2 separate regions of the Homo sapiens genome follow, and region 1 is linked to region 2. The links are chromatin loops, found by intact Hi-C in ENCODE. Cell type or tissue: prostate gland. All regions are shown on one strand. Links, peaks and the distances in the headings refer to the core of each region. The heading gives the core; the rest is flanking DNA.

Region 1 (2,930 bases), core at 226-2,725, 130 kb before region 2:
GCTTTTAGTGTATTCATCATTGGAATAATGTACATTGTACCTGATTAAGTAATTTCTCATCATTCACCCCCCCTCCCTTCTTCTATCTGTCAACGCCCTACTCTTCTTTCTATCATTCTGCACTCTATGTCCACGTGTATATATTATTTAGCTCCCAATAACAGGAATCATTATAGAAAATAATTTCCCCTAAATATAAAATTAATACATACTCCTATACTTGAGTAGTACAGAGCAGTTTCAAGAAAAAAGTAAAAAACCATCTGTAATTTCTCTTTGCAGAGATGAGCATTCTGAATATAGGATGAACACTCTTCCAGATGCCTCTCACACTCCTGTGACCATGAAATCAGCTCTACTTACTGCTGTGGAACCTCCTTTTTCACTTGACAGTTTCTTTTTATTGTTTGCATAGCATCTTGTTGTATGTGGGTTTCTGTATTTAACTAGTCCCCTATTGATAGACACTTCAGTTCTTCCCAACTTTTCACTATTACAACATCATGTAGTCTGCAGATCTTTGCAAAATATCCAATGATCTTATACAGTAGTTTTGATAGTTGAAAATATCTTTATTTTGCCCTTATTGAAATTATCAAACCACATAAAGCACAGATAAGAGTATGAAGAACCTCTAAGTACCTATCACCCAGATCTACCAGTTATTAATATTTTGCCACTGTTTCATCTGTTCCTCACAGACATGCTTTTTTTTGCTATAATCTTTTAAAGCAAATTCAAGACATCATATAATTTTACCCATAAACACCAAAGTGTATATATTTCTAACATAAGATATAGTATATTTTTTAAGAAAAAAAGAATGTGTATATATATATTACATTTTGGGGATCTCTACTATATCTCTGCAGGCTCACTAAATTTCACTTTTGCTTTTATATGCAAATTAACAGGAAGCCCTGAATAAATGTAAAAGCTATTTCTCAACAAAACTGGAGCCTTTATTGGGGTGGAGATTTCTGTTTCCACCAGTACTCATTAGCATCTTCTGTGTGCCAGGCAGTGGGGACAACACTGTGTCCATGGCAGAAATGGATGAGACAGCCGTGGCCTGAGCCCCTGAGTGCTGGTGGTCTAGTCTCAAGCAAATTCATTCTGGGTTCCTGGCACAGACTTAGGGATATGTATGTATTGAAGCATATGTCCAGAATGACCTTCTAGTCCATATTACAAATAAATTATCTAACATTTGAAAAAAAGAGAAACAGAAGTGGAGCTTCTCAGACAATGAATATTATTCTGGCTTTCAAACATTTTATATGTTTGATATACGAAATATTATATAATTGTTGTAATATATTTAAAAGAAACCAAAATCTTCATTGGCTATTCCACTGAAACAATAATTACATAAAAATAGCCACTAGAGATCCAAGTATAAGTTGAACTCTGATTTTGTAAATGTGATTTATTGTCTCCACCACTTTACTAAACCATTGCAATTAAAAGCAAAAGTAAACAAACTCTCCTTCAAACGTTAAATGTTAACTCCTGCTCCTGAAATTGTGTTTAGTTAATTAATTTGCTATATACCTTTATTGTAAGCATTTCTGTTTTCCAGAATTATCTCTATTTCCCAATTATTTTACCATTTTCATAAGGATAAGCATTTTGTCTGAAGCCCATTTTGAGTGTGCTTTTCTCATTCCAAAGTTTGTATTATAGATATCTAGTAGACTGTTATAAAGAGTGGTATGTCATTTTGTTTATGAGGCTATGGTGAAAATAACATTAGTAAATATGCATTTTTGATGAGCACAGTCATCCACAGCATGTAATCATTCCTAAAACCAGCCTTCCCCACTGTTCCATACATTCCCAGGCCACCTTCCTGCTACTGCCCAGTCACTATGCCTCAGGTAATGGACACTTACTTTATTATTACACTGAGCAAAATAATGAAAACCATACATCCACTGCTGAAGTGGTATTAACATCTTCCAGTTCTTTATATAAATAATCTTGATAGCCCCTCCTATACTCCATTAGTGTCTAAAATTTAGAATATATAGTATAGTACTTGAGTTTAGATCAATGTTAACCTACATGGCAAAACCTGCCATGTTTAGTGTATTTTTTTGTATAAAGTAGGTTTGATTTTTATCTTACAATATTTATCCTAATGAAAGTTATAAAAATATATGCATATATTTATATGTGAGATTTAATATAGATAGGTATATAGATTGTTGATTTCATATTTCATGTTCCAAGAAGAGGTTCTAGATCAAATTTCTGTGTTCAGAATCACCAGAGAAATCAATTAAGATTTTGGTTCATTTTAAACATTGCAATTTTTGAAAGCCAAGATAATTCCAAATCTAATTAGGGAAAGCTACATTTTACTTCTTTGTGTAAGTTATTGGTGATTTATATGCAGTATGGACCATCCTCCCCCCAGAAATTATTCTTATATTCCAATTGTGCATTAGTTTTAGAACCATTTTAATTTTAAAACCATAAGAAAATAATTTTATGTTTGCCTATGTCCAGGAGCTGAAGAAATCAGCGATTACTTTAAAAAATATATGGCAATGTCAAAATAAATGCCAAGAATCATATTTCTAGGAATGCAAAAGTGCTTCTCATATACTCATATATTAGGTTTCACAGTATTGGTTGCTTACTATATTTGTTTTTATTTTTATTATATATCATAATTACACATTTTTATTTGCATTTGTTGCTTATTGTAGTAAAAAGGTAAAAAAAAAATGAACTTGTTAATGATTAGCTTTTATTTGACTAACCAGTTGACCAATTTTGCTCTGTTTTCAAATTGCATATGATGGGGTATTATGCTGAAACTGCTAATATATTGGGTATTTATTGATACTTAGGAATAGTCAGTATTTATAAATATTTAAGAATGTCATGGTCCTTATGTTTTGATGTTTAAAATGTTCACT
Region 2 (2,930 bases), core at 103-2,602:
CCCACCTAGGCCTCCCAAAGTGCTGGGATTACAGGCATGAGCCACCACACCTGGACTGAACGGTATTTTTTAAAGGGCGTTTCTGCATTTTTCTTCGATTTAATGACTGCAAGAAACCTCAAGGGAAGTTACCATAATTTAGTTTCATATACGATCTAAAGATTCAATTCAAGTATACCTGAAAACGTAGAACCATGTGAAGGCTATTTAAACAGCTGTCACACCCAGCTGGCGATTGGTCCAGCATCTCAAAACCTGTACATGAATCGAGGAAGGGGCTTTCTTTCCTTATGTCCAAGGACTGTACATATGGCAGAAATTTTGGACTGTGTTGCAGTTTTGCTGGGGTCAGGGATTATACTTATTTTTTGCCTTGGATAGAATTAGATTGCCTATAGGCACTTATAACCTGCAAAAGTAGTTTTATGCATTTATTCAGATGTGCAGTCTCAGATTATAAGTAACTATAATCTTGAGTCTCAAACCTTTATAGTCTACATAAATATATATAAATACACATATGTGTACATATACACATAGATAATACATATATATATATATATATATATATATATTTTGAGATGGAGTTTCACTCTTGTTGCCCAGGCTGGAGTGCAACGGCATGATCTCAGCTCACTGCAACCTCCACCTTCCAGATTCAAGTGATTCTCCTGCCTCAGCCTCCCGAGTGGCTGGGATTACAGGCATGCACCACCACACCCAGCTAGTTTTGTATTTTTAGTAGAGATGGGTTTCTCCATGTTGGTTAGGCTGGTCTTGAACTTCCGACCTCAGGTGATCTGCCTGCCTTGACCTCCCAAAGTGCTGGGATTATAGGCGTGAGCCACTCCACCTGGCCAATACATATTTTATATATGTACTCTCACTGTATATATATAATTCTGCTTGCCAGTGTGGGAAGAGTTGGGGGAAGAGAAAGCATGGTAACTTTCCTGCAGCTATAAACCTGCTTGAGAGGAAGATCTGAAGCAGAGAAGGAAAGAAGCAAAGAAAGAATAGCTTCATCCACCCATTCATTTATTCACTTACTCTTCAAATTCATATGGAGCCAGGCATGTGGCTAGTTCAGTATTTGAGGTCAAAGTTCGGTGTTGGCTGGTGCTTTGTGCTGGCATGACGTACAGTGATATTTCAGAACAGTCTTTCAAAATGTCATATTTTGAAAATCTATGTGCCACACTAACACATCAACAGTAATGCATCTCTAAAAGACAAACGTTAAAAAAGAAAAACGCAGTGTTAAGCTGATCACAAGACTCCTATTCAGACACATGGCAGCCAAACTCTATCTCTAGTAAAAAAAATATATGTATGGCTAAAAATAACGGCAGTAAAACAGAGAACATACTGTCCGGAAGGCGCAGACATGACAGCACAGGACAAAAAACCAGAACGACAGATCTAACCACTAACCACAGCCACATTGAGATTTACTCTCATTCCATGATGTTTTTTTTTTTTTTTTTTTTTTTTTTTTTTTTTTTTTTTTTTGAGACGGAGTCTCGCTCTGTCGCCCAGGCCAGACTGCGGACTGCAGTGGCGCAATCTCGGCTCACTGCAAGCTCCGCTTCCCCGGGTTCACGCCATTCTCCTGCCTCAGCCTCCCGAGTAGCTGGGACTACAGGCGCCCGCCACCGCGCCCGGCTAATTTTTTGTATTTTTAGTAGAGACGGGGTTTCACCTTGTTAGCCAGGATGGTCTCGATCTCCTGACCTCATGATCCACCCGCCTCGGCCTCCCAAAGTGCTGGGATTACAGGCGTGAGCCACCGCGCCCGGCCTCCATGATGTTTTTATTGACCTTTGTAAAAAGCCTGTAAGTACTAGTGGAAAAAGCGATGCCTTATGTTTTGAAGCTCTTTTGAGCTTTTTGAATGTGAAAATCTGTGGCATAGTGCAGAAAGATTTCACTGAATTGGAGGAGATTGCAGCCAATTTTTTGAATTCATTAAATTAACTTTCTTTAACATACTTAGAGTTAAGGTATTATATAATTGTTCTGAACCAGAGAGCAAGAAGTACTCATAGAAAATGTTTAGACTAGGTTTTGCTGCTGCTGCTGCTGTTTTGGGTGGAGGGTAGTCATGGGAATAATTGGAGTTCCTTCAAAGTAGTGATTTACAAGACTTTAAGGGCTTAATTCTGTATGCTTGTTTGCATCTTCTTAACTGCCTACTTGAACTTCTCTGCCCAGGTTGGCCCCTCTAGATTCTTGGATAAAAATGCTGCCTGGGGACCATGGAATCAAGAAGCATGCACTGAGTCCAGCGGCAGCTTTTAACTTAAGGATAAAAATAGCTCTGTTTTTACAATGCAGAGAGAGAGTCCCAACCTGATCCCAAAACTGTGGGGAAAGAAGGCACGGGAACCTTCTGCCTCCTGCTGCTTGCTTCTTTCCCGCACTTTCCCTAGTGAGCCAGTGAAAATGGCCAAAAGGCCTGTCCTGCCATGTGTCCAGTGAGCTGGGCTGTCCCACAGGCCCTGTGGGGTGTGCCAGCTGTGCAGCCCGTGTCCTGGGACAAGTCCCAGAAGGCCCTCCATGCCCACACTGCTCTAGGGGGTCCCCAAGCACAGATGGCTGCACTGTGTGCTGTGCGGTTCTGCCAGGTGGGCACCAGACCCAAAGGCAGCCATCAGCATGTGGGATTGGGCCAGTGGCTCTGGTGGCCTGGAGGGAGCCTGGAGTGAGCATCCTGCCCAGCTGGGGAAGTTTAGTTCTAATGATAACTTGCTAAATGAATCACAGGCTCTCTTTTGAGAAATTTCAACCTGAGATGTGGGAAACAAAGTATCCAAGTAGAAACTGGAAGCAGCAGAATGACAGACAGCAGGGAACAAAGGCCGGGTGGTGTGGACGCCTCGGCAGCTGCCGGTCATCAGAGGGGGGCTGACCATCCCATGGTGTGGACG

What was found. Hi-C counts contacts between places; a loop is a spot of excess contacts. Peaks named below come from ENCODE experiments on the same cell type or tissue, not always from the same donor. Only the 100,000 strongest peaks of a DNase experiment are listed, where the experiment ranks them.
Region 1: a loop joins it to region 2, with 4 times the contacts of the local background. A loop is called at or near these places in 96 of 110 quality-filtered maps.

The regions. Positions count from the first base shown.
Region 1 is chr18:74,356,199-74,359,128 of GRCh38, forward strand. C18orf63 (chromosome 18 open reading frame 63) reads left to right here. Exons shown (of 14, transcript NM_001174123.2): 14 at 283-2,930. Among named protein-coding and RNA genes, the nearest start is that of C18orf63, 42 kb to the left of the region's middle. In prostate gland, for the core only: no CTCF peak of the experiment used is centred there; no DNase peak of the experiment used is centred there.
Region 2 is chr18:74,483,733-74,486,662 of GRCh38, forward strand. No RefSeq gene overlaps it. Among named protein-coding and RNA genes, the nearest start is that of CNDP2, 11 kb to the right of the region's middle. In prostate gland, for the core only: no CTCF peak of the experiment used is centred there; a DNase peak (open chromatin) is centred at 1,378; H3K27ac peaks cover 761 bases.